2 separate regions of the Homo sapiens genome follow, and region 2 is linked to region 1. A link is an interaction called in ENCODE POLR2A ChIA-PET data of the cell type or tissue named here. Cell type or tissue: B cell. All regions are shown on one strand. Links, peaks and the distances in the headings refer to the core of each region. The heading gives the core; the rest is flanking DNA.

The links. Peaks named below come from ENCODE experiments on the same cell type or tissue, not always from the same donor. Only the 100,000 strongest peaks of a DNase experiment are listed, where the experiment ranks them.
Region 2: POLR2A ChIA-PET joins it to region 1 with 10 read pairs; 3 of 35 experiments call an interaction of 5 or more read pairs at or near these places.

What each region holds. Positions count from the first base shown.
Region 1 is chr5:124,846,001-124,854,142 of GRCh38, reverse strand. No RefSeq gene overlaps it. Among named protein-coding and RNA genes, the nearest start is that of ZNF608, 100 kb to the right of the region's middle. In B cell, for the core only: no CTCF peak of the experiment used is centred there; a DNase peak (open chromatin) is centred at 4,962.
Region 2 is chr5:124,678,974-124,687,115 of GRCh38, reverse strand. The region is part of intron 3 of ZNF608 (zinc finger protein 608); the gene reads left to right. Among named protein-coding and RNA genes, the nearest start is that of ZNF608, 64 kb to the left of the region's middle. In B cell, for the core only: no CTCF peak of the experiment used is centred there; no DNase peak of the experiment used is centred there.

The sequences.
Region 1 (8,142 bases), core at 2,758-7,757:
AGGTGATCCGCCCGCCTCGGCCTCCCAAAGTACTAGGATTACAGGGGTGAGCCACCGTGCCCGGCCTGACAACATTTCTTTAAGGTAGATACAAATATCATCAACCCTGTTTTACGGGTAAGTTAACTGAAGCTGAGAGCCACTTAACTGGCAAAGCCAAGTTTTGAATGAGTGAAAGTTGTTGCCACTTTGCTTCCTTGCCCTTTGCTGTTACCAATAATCAGAAACCCCAGATCAGTCTTTCAGCTATTAAACTGTAATAAGCTTTCCTCCTTTGGTTTTTTACTATTAGCATAGAAAGATTTCCTTAAATCATTTTCTCCACCTGAAATTATCACTGGAATGAATGAGAACTAAAAACTTGTGAAGTCTGTTATGGATTCATTGAGTGTCCTGCAGTGTGCTAGAAGCCCAAACACTGAAGCAGTCTCAGGCCCACAATTTCAGTGGTCATGACCAACAAATGGGACCATGGCATGACCGATGAGCATTCCATTCAGGAACCACAATGCCGAAGAGTCGACCCTGATTTTTATTACTTGCATTATGCTTTTGTGTGTTTGTTTGTTTGTTGTTTTTTGAGACAGGATTTTATTCTGTTGCCCAGGCTAGAGTATAGTGGGATGATCTCAGCTCACTGAAACTTCTGCTGCCCTGGCATAAGCAATCCTCCCACCTCAGCCTCTCAGGTAGCTTGGAATACAAGCACACACCACTATGCCCAGCTAACTTTTTGTATTTTTTGTAGAGACAGGGTTTCACCACATTGCCCAGGCTGGTCTCAAAGTTCTGGACTCAAGTGATCTGCCCAACTCAGCCTCCCAAAGTGCTGGGATTACAAGCATGAGCCACAGCTGCATTTTGCTTATTTTAACAGGACTTCTTTAGAATTTTTTAGAGAACGAAGTAGAATAAAGAAAAAAGAGAATGAACAAAGCAAACCATTAATTCAGTGGTGATGACCGACTTCTAAGACATCATTAATTTAATACTCTGATTTTTTTAACAATGATGAAAAATGTCATATGCTGCATTTATACTCATATGTTCGAAATAGTCCCAACAATACACAAAAACATAAGAGATAAAATAGAAGCACTGAAATCTTTCTACCCACTGACAACCATGATTAATATTAATTGATATATAATATTCTGCATGCATAAGTGAAATTTTGATGAAAATATTTTGACTACTCTTTCTATAAATAACGAATCCAATTTTCACCTTTGCAAAAGAGCATGATGTATCCATATCAGCTATCAGGCATCATCTCCTGATGGTATTTCGGGGACTCCCCTCTACGAATCCAGTTAGAATGAAACACTGTGATGCAGATACAATAATGTCCTATTGCAAACACCTTTGTATTTAGACATAACCTGTCTAATATATTTGTTTCCTGTGCATGTAGTCCTTGAATAAAAATAGTCTCCTTTTGCACCTCCTCCAAAGAATTGATCAGAGTTTAAATTTAATTCCATTGATTTATTGCAGTGAAATGAATTGAGCTGAATTAAAGAGAGTCATGTAGGAATTGCTGAGCAGTTGTTAAAATGTATCTCTATTCTTGTGACAATGTGATGCCTTCAGTCATATGGACTTAAAATGAAAAGACTTATAATCTTTTAAGATAGCAAAAACTCTTAAAGTTTGGGTGAACAATGTACTGTTTTATTCAAATATCCAAAACCAAATAAATTAGAACACCATGATCCTCACAATAGTTGAATGAATCAAGAAAAAGAATTTCTTCTTTATTTTCTTCTTAAGTATGTGTATTATCTTCATTCTCAGAATTACCCTTCCCTCATGCCTTAATCTGTTCCTGAAATCCTATCCCTTCTAAAATAGAACTATAGCTAATAAATATTTTAAATACTGAAATTTGTTAGGCAAGTTCAGAAAATCTGGAATAGTCCAAGCCAACTACAATGTCTTATGATGGGTCTCTGGGGGTCACTGGACAGGCGATGCTTTGGGATTTTGGCTGTTTGGGAGAGTAGCAAAAGGATGTCATCACTGCCTTTGAGACAAACATATGTCCTGTGCTTAGTAATTGCCACTAATAATCCCTAACATGGCATTCTTTATGCAACCTGGAGGTTCTAGAACTTTTTTACTACTTTCACGGTATTCCAGTTTTTATTCCTTCTCTAGATAGAAACCAGAGCTCTTTAATACATGGCATGACCAGGCTACTAAAGTGTGTCCCACGAAGGGATCTGCACTTGAAGAGCATCCTGATAATCTTCAGAAATAAGCCACCGGGCACGGTGGCTCATGCCCGTAATCCCAGCACTTTGGGAGGCCAAGGCAAGTGGACCACTTGAGGTCAGGAGTTCAAGACCAGCCTGGCTAACGTGGTGAAACCTCGTCTCTACTAAAAATACAAAAATTAGCTGGGCATGGTGGTGCGCGCCTGTAATCCCAGCTACTGTGGAGGCTTGCTTGAACCCAGGAGGCAGAGGTTACAGTGAGCCAAGATCACACCACTGCACTCCAGCCTGGGAGACAGAGCCAGACTCCGTCTCGAAAGGAAGGAAGGAAAGAAGGAAGGAAGGAAGGAAGGAAGGAAGGAAGGAAGGAAGGAAGGAAGGAAGGAAGAAAGGAAGGAAGGAAAGAAGCAAGGTAGGAAGGAAGGAAGGGAGGGAGGGAGGGAGGGGAAGGAGGGAGGAAGAAAAGCAAAGAAAGAAGCAAGTACCCAAAATGTCAGGGGAAGAACAGGTGTATCCTGTCTGAAAATCAATTTCACTGAATGCAATGAGCCTGGGAGCAAAAAAAGATAAATTAGAGCCCTTTCATCTATAGAATCAAGACAAACAAACCCAGTGGAGAAAATGTAAACCCCTATGGCTGGTAACTAACTAACATCTGTCTTCCATAAATCCCTTGGAAGTGGAGAAGGCATTTCAGGTGCTAAATTGATCAAGGGTTACAGCCTGTATGTTGCAATCAGTGCATTTACAAATAACCACACCCTCAATTATAGTGACTTGCAAATGGCAGCGACAAAAGCTGATTGCTTCCTAATAGTCATTCTCCCCTTCTCTAGTAGCAGATCCCAACTTTATTTATCCATGAGCCCAGACATAACACCCTACTTTTCAGCCCCCTCTTTAAGTTTGATGTGACCATGTGAAGAAGTTCTGGCCAATGATATGAAACCAAAGTGTTGTACAGTGTTTACAGAACGTTCCCTCAAAATGCAGGGAGTGAGCCCTTTTTTCTTTTTTTTTTTTTTTTTTTGAGACGGAGTCTCGCTCTGTCTCCAGGTTGGAGTGTAGTGGTGCGATCTCGGCTCACTGCAACCTCCACCTCCTGGGTTCAAGTGATTCTCCTGCCTCAGCCTCCCCAGTAGCTGGGACTACAGGCGTGTGCCACCACGCCCAGCTAATTTTTGTACTTTTAGTAGAGACGGGATTTCACCATGTTGGCCAGGATGGTCTCGATCTCTTGACCTCGTGATCCATCTGCCTTGGCCTCCCAAAGTGCCGAGATTACAGGCATGAGCCACCACGCCCCGCCCTTTGTTCTATCTACTTTATCCTGCCGTACAGAACATGAAACTGCAGACCACTCCTAGGAAAGGTGGAGCAGAAAATGAGAAGAAACCATGCCAGTCCTTGACTCGCTACCTCCAGATTTACTTTACTTCAAAGAGAATTAAACTTTTATATTGTTTAAGCCACTGTTGAGGGTTCACTATTATCTGCAGCTGAAACTAATCCCAACTCATACAGATTAGAAATAAATAGGGATGTATACAATGCCGAAGATGTAGTGGTAGTGCAGAGAAATTGGCCCAGGTTCTTTACACAGGCTAATGGAAATGAGCTCAACATAAGTGCCCAAAGCAACAAAAGGGTAAGGCAGGGAGGGGGAGCGGGCAAGGAGTGCCAAGCCCAGAGGCCAGGAAGGCAGTCATTATACTCACCCCAGGCTGGGCCTGAGCACAATCTCACAAAACTTAACTCAGTGAAGATTCAGGGCACCACCACCAATTCTTTAGATTGGATATAAGCCAAGAGAGACATAGTACACAAAGGCTCTACGGCAGTATTTTCAACTCTTATTCCACACCACTTATGGTAAACATAAAAAGCTCCAAGCTCTCGCCCTTGAGAAAATGATACACCCCTGGAGGATTGAAACCCAACTCCCCTCTCTCCCATGCCCACCAAGAATAACTAGAACAGAGCTCCCATCAGCTGCCGAGGTACTGCTAAAGGTACTCATTAAGGGGTTTTGTTCTTTGTGTATAAAGCAGTTCTCAACTTTTGTTTTTTCTGCCTCATGGAACAGAACAGATGATATTCATCATGTGAAACACCCATGGGCCTGCCCAGAGTGAGAAGAAATTTCCAGCTTGCTAACTGTAACTCCATCATTTTCAATCCCACTCAAGAAAGCATACAAGAATTGGAGTGAGAATGACATTATTATAAATGATGTAATGATAGTGACAACTTTGAATTTGCTTTAATATATAAAGATATTAAATCACATCAAGTGTTCCTAAATAATCTTCAAGTCACTTGAAGATAAAAGTATTTGTAACAACCCTCTTAAAAACAGCAAGAGCTCAGAGCAAGTCACCCATTTACAGATGCTCCTCAATGATTTCCAAGCCAGAAACAGATTTACAGTGTAGAAAACCATTCACCAGGTAAATAACCGAGCAAGCTTCCTCATGCAAATGAGTTCTGAATAAAACTCTCTTTAATGATAATAATGAGGATGCTGATCAGAGCCAATTATTTCAAGCTTCATAATTTGTGTATTAACTAAACATCCTCATAATTAAGCAAGTTAGCCTAGGGAAATACCATTCATTAAAGGCTCTGGTGTATTTTGTTTCTGAATTTTCTGCTCTAAAATATTCCTGTGAGTAGGAAGTGAACTTGCCTGTAAGTAACAGGAAGCTGAAAAGAGGGAACTTAAATTTGAGGTACTATTATTATAATGTAGCCAGAAGTCTGGAGGTAAGCTGTTCAGAGCTGATGCGGTGTTTCCAGGCAGCAGGTAGTGATCCAGGCTCTTTTCTATTTCTACTCAGCATGTCCTTAGGGTGAGTTCCTCTCCTTAGGGTCCCACGATAGCTGCTCCGATGCAAATTTATGACCCCATTCTGAGCAGGAAGAAGAGGAAGGCAAAGGGCAGAAGGAGCCACCAGCTGAGTTGGTGTCCTTGAAAGAGCTTGTCTAGAAGCCCTACCCAGTAACTTTCCCCTACATAGCAGTGACCCAAACTGTCTCGTGGCCACCTCTAGCTACAAAGTGTGACTGGGAGGAGTGAGGATTTGTGAGAGAGATGATGAGGAGGGTGGGAGGGTGGGTAAGAAAGGGTGATGAGAAATAGCTTTTCAGCAGGGGCAAATCTCTTCTCTACACAAAATGAGGGTTATATTAGGGAGGAAGGTGGGGGAAAGGTTGATATTACATGAGCAACCAGCCTTGTCTTTATCTCCTAGCACTTGGAAGAGTAAAGAACAATAAGTAAGGAATTCTAGAAGTCTCTTAAAAAAAAAGAAAATCTATGTTTGAGATCTCCAATAGAAGTCATCAGAACCCTGTTAGGGAAATGCATGACATGAAGACACATGCTTGTCTCACTTTGGAACTGGAGGAAAGAGTTGAAACCTACATCTGTATGGAAACGCTCACAGACCTAGAAGAAACGAATCTAAAAAACAGTCAAGCTGCCTATAGCAATATCACAAATAGGGGAATGTTGAACTTTTTTTAAGTAAAAGATAAAAGAAGACAAAAATGTAATTTTTTCTGTATGAAACCTTTCGTTCTCTTTGTCCCTAAAGCATCTTTGTAATTTTTGTTTAATCTTCTGTTTTCTCCAATTCCTTTTTATGATTTAAAAAAAGAAAAGTTCCAAAAAGGTGACATAATTGTATCTTTCTTATATTTTTTTAGCCTACAATGTTCTTATCAGTCGGGGCCCTCTTTACAAGTCAAACTGTACACGTTTTTTATGTGTCAGTGATGGAAACCCAGCTTGACATCTGACAATCATACTCAGTCCTTTCTGCTTTGCACATCAACAACTACTGGAACACTTCTGAATTAGTGCTTCGCTGTCAGTTTTGTTAATGATGTTTGAGGCAAAGAGGAACACAACCTACTCTTCTGGGAATATGATATATTGACTCTGTAGAGCTGACAATAGTAAAATGTTGGTTTAATGCCAAATTTGCCTTTCAGATATGTCACAAGTTCTAAACATTTGAAAAAAAAAGAATTAATAGAGCTTAACACCATATTAGCAACTCGTGAAAAGCTGGATTTAAATGTTGGCTTAATAAGAGTTTTGTTTAATTATTATTAATCATTAAGAAATCTCCATTACAGGTGACATACAAAAATGAACAACAGACTTTGTTCTTATATAGTATTTTCCCATTTGAAATAAAAACAATTTGCTAATAATACTTACAATGACCCCTGAAGTAAGCATAGACAAAGATTTTTTTTTTTTTTTTTTTTTTTTTGAGACGAAGTCTTGCTCTTGTTGCTCAGGCTGGAGAGCAGTGATGCGATCTCGGCTCACTGCAACCTCTACCTCTTGGGTTCAAGCGATTCTTCTGCCGCAGCCTCCCGAGTAGCTAGGATTTCAGGCACCCACCACCATACTCAGCTAATTTTTGGTATTTTTTAGTAAAGATGGGGTTTCACCATGTTGGCCAGGCTGGTCTCCAACTCCTGACCTCAGGTAATCCACCCACCTTGGCCTCCCAAAGTGCTGGGATTACAGGAATGAGCCACTGTGCCCGAACTAGACAAAGATTATACAAATTATTTATTTATTTATTTATTTATTTTTATTTATTTATTGAGACAGGATTTCTCTCTTTCCCACAGGTTGGAGTGTAGTTGCGTGATCACAGCTCACTGCAGCTTCAATCCCCGGCTCCAGTGATTCTCCCACCTCAGCCCCCGAGTAGCTGGGCCTACAGGTGCACATTACAACACCCAGCTAGTTTCTGCAGTTTTTGTGGAGAGATCGTTTCACCATGTTGCCCAGGCATTTCTCAAACTCCTGTACTCAAGCAAACCTTCCACTTTGGCCCCAAGTACTGGGATTCAGGCAAGAGCCACCGCGTCTAGCCAATTATACAATTTTTAAAATAAATTGAAATGGTCGTTGAAAATGTTCAGTAAAAGTTATATACTTTCATCACTTACTTTAGAAAAATGAGTCATGTCAGAGTCTGCAGGTCCCATGCTATATTTTGGTTAAAGCAGCACGTAATAATAAATTGTTTTCTTATCATGAGAGCATAAGTCTAATAATTAGAATTTAGCCTCCAGCTTTCTTGGTAGAATTTCTTTTTTTTTTTTTTTGAGACGGAGTCTCGCTCTGTCAACCAGGCTGGAGCGCAGTGGTTTGATCTCGGCTCACTGCAAGCTCCGCCTCCTGGGTTCACGCCATTTTCCTGCCTCAGCCTCCCGAGTAGCTGGGACTACGGGCGCCCGCCATCATGCCTGGCTAATTTTTTGTATTTTTAGTAGACATGGGATTTCACCGTGTTAGCCAGGATGGTCTCGATCTCCTGACCTTGTGATCCGCCCATCTCAGCCTCCCAAAGTGCTGGGATTGTAGGCGTGAGCCACCATGCCCGGCCTTTGTTAGAATTTCTAACTGACAATTTGCTAGTGGAACAACTTAGAATTTACTATATCTTTCCTCGAATCTTTGTTCACAGGTATGTTGGACATGTTTGTCCAAAATGCACAAATGCAATTACGGCAAACACATCCAGCTCTGAAATGAAGACCCCAGCACCTTACATTCTTAAATTTCTATGCTGTCTGTCCATGGAAATAAATACATTCCTAACCTTTTCCCCTTTACCAAATAGATTTAATAAATCTACAATGTAAAACTACTTAAGCGGATCAAGTACATATTCAAATTTTATTTATAGGACAGTTTGATAAACTGAAAGCATCACTTTCATGAAAACATTATATTAAAAGACTCATCAAACATAGTTCTTTTAAAGAATGAAACAATGGCACAATCATGAGAACTTTGCCAGTCTTTTCACCTAGAGCAAAGATAATGGTTTCCTATGTACTTTTTAAAACTATTGCGGTAAAATACACATAACATAAAATTTACCAT
Region 2 (8,142 bases), core at 1,339-6,338, 170 kb after region 1:
TAACTAGCTATTTAAAAAATATGCTGTGAGGGAAATAAATACACATTTGCTTGTCCGTTTGAGGTTTTGACTGAAATGTGGAAACTTAATTCAGCTTATTAAGTGAAATGTTTTTAAAATTTGATATTCACCAAATATTTTTACAAAAACACCCCAAGTGTAGTTTCCAACTATATATTTCATAACAAGGAAAAAAAATTGCCCACCACTTCCTGTGCCTCAGAGAGTCAATGCCTTGTATTCTCCTGGCCCAGTGGGCAGTTTTGATCCTGCCAGCTCTTCGAGGACTTACTTGTACCTTTGCACAGTTTGTATACTGTCTTGTGGATGTCTTCCTCATATCCATGTTGACAGACAACTTTTGAAGTAACTCAAGTTGACAGAGCTGACTGAGAACATTTAATGTGTCTTATTTCACTTGAGCAGCAGCAGAGGCCAACTTGTTTAAAGAGAACCTGCAAAAGCTGCTTTCCACTGTTTTCCTCAGCTTCATGAGAAGACCTAGTCACTTTTCAGAATACAAAAAGCCAGCCAGTTCCAGACAGTGCACACAGTGCACATATAAAATTATTTATTGTCCAGACAAACATGTGTGGCTGGGTACCAGAAACACAGAAGAGCCACAACTGGGACTGGGGCATTGGCTTGGCTCCCTCTTGAAGCTGGCTGCAGTAAGCAAGTGTGTGAGAGTCACTTTCAGTTCAAAAAGTCTGAATACTCAAGGGCAGACACATTAGGAGGCCATAGACCAGGAACCAGGACAATCTTCATGGCAAAGCAGTAGCACCATGTTGAACTTGTCTCTTCGTAGACTCCTGCCTGATAGGGTGACCGAAGGGCATTATCCCATTCACAGGGACAGAGAATCTAATGGGATTAAGGAAATGGAGGGTCAGCTTTAAAGAAGCAGAATAGAGTGAGCTACTTAAAATTATATTGGTTGCACATTAATCTTCCACGATTCAGAAGGAGAGCATTACCTTAAATTTCCCAGTTACTAGAGAATCCCTGAAGTATACACCCTCTAGGAAATCTCCCTTTATATTTGGCATTTGAATTAAAAGTCTTCTTAAAATAAATATCATCAGCCATACCAGTCCTCCTTAGCTTGCAGTTTCTTGCAAGTAGCACATTTCCAAGTATGGAATTTCAACAAAGCACATCATATGTTGAGTGTGACTGTTAAGTATTTGAGGCTGTGATTTAGCATCACCATCTATATTTTCTCACAGTGAGGAAAATGAAGTATGGGGGAATCTATGACTTGCATAGAAATCAAGGCAGAGTCCAAAGGAGAATTAACAGCACAGAGGTCTGTGGCTCTAGTGATGGCTTGGGAGGGATCTAGTTGTTCTAACCACATATACCCACCTCAAGGTTTCAGGATCAGGTGGGCTGGCCGCGTACTGAGTTCCTCCTCTGGAGAATCAGGCTGGCAGCTAAGTCAGATCCCCTGGGGTCTGTTGATAAGTTGCTGTTGTTGTTTTTTTTTTTTTTCCTCTAGATTTGACTCTACCCTGACTACGCCTGATCAGGAGAGTCAGGCTTTACACTACACTTTACCCAAGGGAGATGCAGATACTCTACCAGTGGGTATGCAACTGTCACTTCATGCATTCCTTGGGGTAAATTGTTTGTGTATTTTGGAAAGTAAAAAGAATAGTCTGGTGTTTACAGAAGAATATTAGGGGATTGTCAGGGAGCCTAATTTTGTGTTGTTCTTTCGCTCTGTGAATTCTGGCACTACAACTTGCTATGGTTCAGTGTTTTATGTCATTCCCCCGTTTATTTCATTCCGATCATTAATGAAAAGCAACAAAAGTGTAGCAAGAGTGCCAGGCCAGTTGGTAGGCATAATAAGATTGATTAGAGCCCAAAATGAAAACATTAAACTCACTTGAAGGCAGCCAAAGCCTTAATTCTATTACGTATGAACTTCTTTTTTGGATACATGAATAGTGAAAAGTATTTGGAGTTGATAGTGTGTGACTTCAAAAGCATGTGAGAAGTTACTTGCCTTTATAATACCTCATGACAACTAAGCAAAAAGTGCATTTATATTTCATACAAAATACTGTGTTTATTAAGATCCTCTGAAAGGGCATGATTGTATAAATCAAGAAGCATCTGTAATATTTTGCTTAAAAATTCTTTATTCTTTGGCTGCAATAGTCTAGCAGCTATCCACTTAGCAGATTTAAAAAATGTATTGTTGCAGAATCCTCAACAGTTCTTGGTATTTCAGTTATGACTACTATTGGACAAACTGTTTTTGAGAAAAGACCTGTAGCTAAACCATGAGAAAAACCGAATTAAAACAAAATGGCGTGATTGCTGTAACTTTGAGGTTACTATAGTGTACTGGTTTTAAAAGAAGGGAAAAGGGAGACCAGTTAAAAGGAAAAGGAAAACTAAGTGGTGAGCTTCTGTTGGGAACTCTCACTTCCCACTACGCCCATTTGTTATAAAAATATATGTACATATGATGACCTAACGAAGTTCTTTCAGAGTATTCCTGCTGTTGCGTCCTCTCCTTTTGGTGACATTATCCCCCATCCACTGTGAAAACTAATGCATTTTATATAACCTAAATATGATGTAGTTCAGAAATGCCTTAGGACTTATGGGTAAGATTGATAAGTTATAAGGGAAAAGAAGAACCCTGGAAGAAAGCACTGGATCAGGTGTCAAGAGAACAGGGCTGCAACCTCCCTTTTCGTACCCTCTGGCTGTGTTTTCTTGGCTCTGGCTTCACTTTCCTCATGTGTACAGTGAAGGGGTGGAGGTTGGAGTACATAATAATCTCTTGAAGATACCTGAAATTCAGGTAGCAAAGGAGTGTTAAGATATTAGAGTGTTCTTCATGGCAGAATCAGGTAGCAAAGGAGTGGTAAAGATCTTAAGGTGCTCTTCATGCCAGCATCGTTTCAGACTTAAAGAATTCTAAACAAAATTATTAGCAAATAGTCAGCCCTGATGGCATTAGCCATAGTGCAAAGTCCTGTTGAATGAGTAGCCATGACTTGAGTCTCCAAAAATAGATCTGTTTCTAGGACTCTGTTTACTCACATCATTTATTAAACTAGTAGCACTTCTGTAGGTAAAGCAGGGTCTGGTTTGAGTAGACTGACATTTATTTTATGCTCTGATACACTCCAAAGAAGAATGAACCCATTAAAGACATTATCTGATAAGATTCCTAAGTGGTAGAGTCTTACCAGTTTCATTAGCAGGTTTTGGAACCCCTGGTCTAACGTGCCTGTACCAGATCCAGTGACTTCTAGTGCTACTTATATATACCTTGTATTAAGATTCCTTAGAATGCTCAAAAGACCACTGTGAAATACAGAATTTATTGGATGCACGAGAGTTAACACATAAATGTAGTTGAATTTTCTTTTTAACTTTTATTCAGGTTATATGTTTATATAGTTTAAACAGCCACATAGCTCTACAAGGCCCATAACAAAGAACAGTAGTTTCATATTTCACCTTTCCCTTCACCCAATTTCTACTTTCCGGAAGCAACTCACTAAACTCTTTGAACTGGCATTTTCCTCTATATTTTGAAAACACATGTTTATGTGGATATTTCTTGATTTATTTTTCAGTTTTAGGTATTTTATAGTAACTTTTTATTATGGAAGGTGATGATTTAGCTCCCTTACTCACCCTTTCCCCCAACACAAATATATTTTACCACCACCCATACTTCCAATATAATTATGAGTTATGAGCTCTTCATTGCTATGTAGCACATTATTCTAGATGATAGTACCTTAAAAACAACAAACATATCCCACAGTTTCCATGGGTCAGGAATCTGGGAGCAACTTAGCTGGTGCCTCTGGCTCAGGTTGTCTCAGAAGGTTTCAATCAGGCTGTAGGCAGGTGCTACTGTCAGCTGAAGACCCCATCCAGTGGAGATGAAGGAGCCACTTCTAAGCTTCCTTACATGGTTTTTGGCAGGCTTTAATTCCTCACGGGGCAATTTGACTTGCTATGCCATGTGGGCCTCTCCATAGGACTGCTCACAACATGGCAGCTTGCTTCCCAGCAAGATCAGATAGAGAGGGGGAGAGAGAGAGAGAGAGAGAGAGACAGAGCACCCAAAATGGAATTCATAGTCTTGGAATAACTTAATGTTAGAAATGATAGCTCATTACTTCTGTTCGTTATAAGTAAGTTCAGCCCACACTCAGGGGAGGGCATCACACAAGAGTGTGAATGCCAAGAGGCAGTGGTCATTAGGGGCCATCACAAGTAATTATGAGGCTGCCCACCACAAGTAATTATGGTTAGGCCAATATTCAGTTTTTACATTATGACTACAGCACAGTCATGTTCTATGATTACCTTTTCTAATCCAACTCTTTTCCACAAGTTAATAACTTATTTTTTTGTTTGCTTAGTGTTCTGTGCATCCACACTGATTCACCATCAACTGTCATGCCAGAATTATAAATTGCTTCTGGGTGTATTGAAATACACCAAGTATAAGTTCTATATGTTTTATCTTTTGGGATAGTCTCTCCCAGAGTTTTCTGACCTTCTCCAATCTGGACTGATTGCTTAGGCATTATTCATAGCTATAAAAATCTGAAATATCTCTTGTATACCATTCTGAAGATGCCATTGCCTCTTATGTTGGATACACTATTTCCTGACTCATTTCTCTTGGTCCATCCCTTCATTTTCGTGGTGCACATTTTCCAATAGCTTCCTAAAAAAGGATTCATGGTAGGCCGGGCACAGTGGCTCACGCCTGTAATCCCAGCACTTTGGGAGGCCAAGGCGGAAGGATCACCTGAGGTCAGGAGTTTGAGACCAGGCTGGCCAACATGGCGAAACCCTGTCTCTACTAAAAGTAGAAAAATTAGCCAGGCATGGTAGCAGGCGCTTGTAAGCCCAGCTACTGGGGAGGCTGCGGTAGGAGAATCGCTTGAACCTGGGAGGCGGAGGTTGCAGTGAGAGGAGATTGCACCATTGCACTCTAGCCTGGGAAACAAGAGCGAAACTCCATCTCAAAAAAGAAAAGAAAAGAAAAGCATTCATGGGAAGTCAACATTTTGAAAGCTCAGATGCTTAAAAAATGTAACGCGTAAAAATGTCTTCTGTCTACCCTCATGCTTGATTGATAATGGGGTCACATGAAGACTTGGTTGAAAATCATTTTTCTTCAGACTTCTGGAGATTATGCTCCTTTGCTTTGAGCTCCCCAGTGTTGTCTCCGAGGAGTCCAATGTCCTTCCTGATTTCAGATCTTGTATTTGATACCTATTGCTCCACCCCAGAAACTTTCATCTTTTCTTTGTTTCCAGTATTCTGACATATGTCAATGCCATCCTTTAGCATGAGTCCTTTTTTAGAGTCAGGGACTTGTTCCTTCACCTAGGCTAGAGTGAGTAGCATGGTCCTAGTACACTACAGCCACAAATTCCCAGGCTCAAGGGATCGTCCTGCCTCAGGCTTTCAAATAGGTGGGACTTAACAGTCATGTGCCAACATGCTAGGCCAATTTTTTTTCTTTCTATTTTTTGTAGAGATGGGATCTTCCTAGGAGTTTAAAGGTAGTCTTGAACTCCTGGCCTCAAGTGATGCTCCCAGCTCAGCCTCCGGAGTTGCTAGGATTCTTTTTTTCTTTTCTTTTCTATTTTTTGAGATGGAGTCTCGCTCTGTCACCCAGGCTGGAGTGCAGTGGCACAATCTCAGCTCACTGAAACCTTCGCCTCCTTAGTTCAAGTGATTCTCCTGCCTCAGCCTCTTGAGTAGCTGGGATTACAGGCTCCCACCATCACGCCCAGCTAACTTTTTTTTGTATTTTTATTAGAGACGGGGTTTCACCATGTTGACCAGGCTGGTCTCAAACTCCTGACCTCAAGTGATGTGCCCGCCTTGGCCTCCCAAAGTGTTGGGATTACAGGCGTGAGCCACCGCACCTGGCCTGGGATTCTTTTTTTAATCTGTTGTTCTGAGCTTGGTCCTCTTGTTGAAAACTCAAGTCCTGCAGTTTTGGAAATTTTATAGATGTATTTCTTTAGAAAGGATTAATTTCCATTTCCATGCTCTCTCTTTCTGGAACTCATTTTATGTAGAAGTTGAACCTCCTCTACCAATCTTCTTTTCTGATCTTTCTCCTTCTTTTTCAAAACTCTGGTTTATATGCGTTTTGTATTTTCTGCCTGGAGAGTTTTTCAAATTTATCTTTGCTTTTTCATTTCCCTCATGTAGTTTTTAATTTCTAAGCGCTTTTTATTTTCTATTTTGGTTATTGGCATTGCTCTCTTAAAAAGCCTTCTATTCTAGTTTCATGAATGAAGCATCTCCTCATTTCTCTGAAGATATTTAATTAGCTTTTCTAATTTCTTCTTTTTATTGTCAGCATTGCTTTTAATTCGTCTAAGTTTCTTTTTTGTTTATGTGTGTGATTTGTCATGTGTATTTTTTGTTGGAGACTTTCCTCAAATGCCTATGACTGTTGGCTGTCTGCTTCTATGAGTGGTGCGCTGAGAAGCTAGTTTGAAATTCTACATGCTTCAGTAGAACTGGTTGATGGTATAGGCAGACCTGGATCAATTATTTCTGTAGAGTTGCAATTCCCATATTCCTTTTCTCTTGCTTTTATCAGTTTTCCCCGAAAAGGCTTCACTGATCAGCTGGCAGCCAACTTTCTTGGTGCCAATTTTGGAAAAAAAGAGAGTGAAGGATTCACTCTTCATTATATAAACTTTATAAACTATGACTTAAATCTTCCTTTTTTTTTTTTGTGGCCATAATATCCCCATTTTACAAATAAGAAAATTTTTAGAGCTTTACATTTCTTTGTTGTAATTTCTTCATAGCTGTTATTTATTCCATGACCTGAAATAGAGATAATTTCAGTCAATATGGAATGTGCCATCATAATTATCCTTCTACGGAGATCTAGTCATTTAATTTATCATTATTGTGGTTTGCTTGGCCTATTTTTTTTTCAAATGTGGCTTCAGCGATGCTTGGTTTTCAGAAGACTATAAGCTTGGGACTTAAAACAGCAGCATATGAATGGCCAGAGTCCCCCTAACCCAGCCCTACCTCCCTCCCTTATAGGTCCTTGCCAGATCATTATGTTGGGCTTGAGCTCTGTTTTTATCTTTACTTATCAACATGAGCTGTTCGCCAAGCTGGTTTTTCACAAATTCTTTCAATGTTGACCAGCCCTTTAATATCTGCACTTCTAAGAATCAAAGTCCTAGGAAAAGACAGATCTCATAAGCACTTTCCTTCTACAAGGGACAGATGCATGGAAGACACCTCCTTAAAACCAAGGTACACTGCTATGTTCTGTGGTAACACCAAGCCACGGGGCAGGGTGTATTCCCCAGAGCTCCAAAGCACTCTGCTATCTTAACCAAAGCACATTCAGTCACCTGTATTTTCAAGTTTTTCTTCTCAGCCTAGAAAGGTGCTTTTTCCTTTAGTCTACCTACTTCAGAATAATAACAGGTACTTGCTTGCCTTCCTTGAGTGGAGACTGTAAAAGGTGATTTTAAATATCACATTGATATCTTACTCTGAGGCAGGGATTTTTCTCTCTCTTGTCCATGTATGTAGCCCCGGTGCCCAGCACATTGGCTGTTACCAATAAATATGTGTTGTCTGAAGGAAGGAAGGACAGAAGGAAGGAAGGAAGGAAGGAAGGAGGGAGGGAGGGAGGAAAAGAAGGAAGGAAGAAAGGAAAGAAGGAAGGAGGGAGGGAAGGAAGGAAGGAAGGGAAGGGAAGGAAGGAGAAGTCAAGTGAACTCATGACTTGACTTCAACCTGACTGAAAACAATCTTCCCACTTCTGTCCCCGCTCCCTCCCATGTTGCTCAAGTCCTACACAGGCACCCAGAGGGAGCTTGTTGCATGGAGTCCGTGCTGTTCTGCCAGTTGAGTAAATAGGTGACAGGCAGTAAACTGAAGGAAACGTTTTTATATCCTTAAAAGTGTTATCTTCGAGGAGCACAGTTTGTAATGCTGGAGTGAAAAGAAGCCTCCTTTCAGATGGCCAGCTTGATGCAGGCAAAGCTGCTAATTTGTTTTCAACTTCAAGGAGATTTAGAGCCTTGGCTTCCCCGGCAGTAGCTCACAGTGGAATTGTTTTCTTGCTCCTTCATGTAA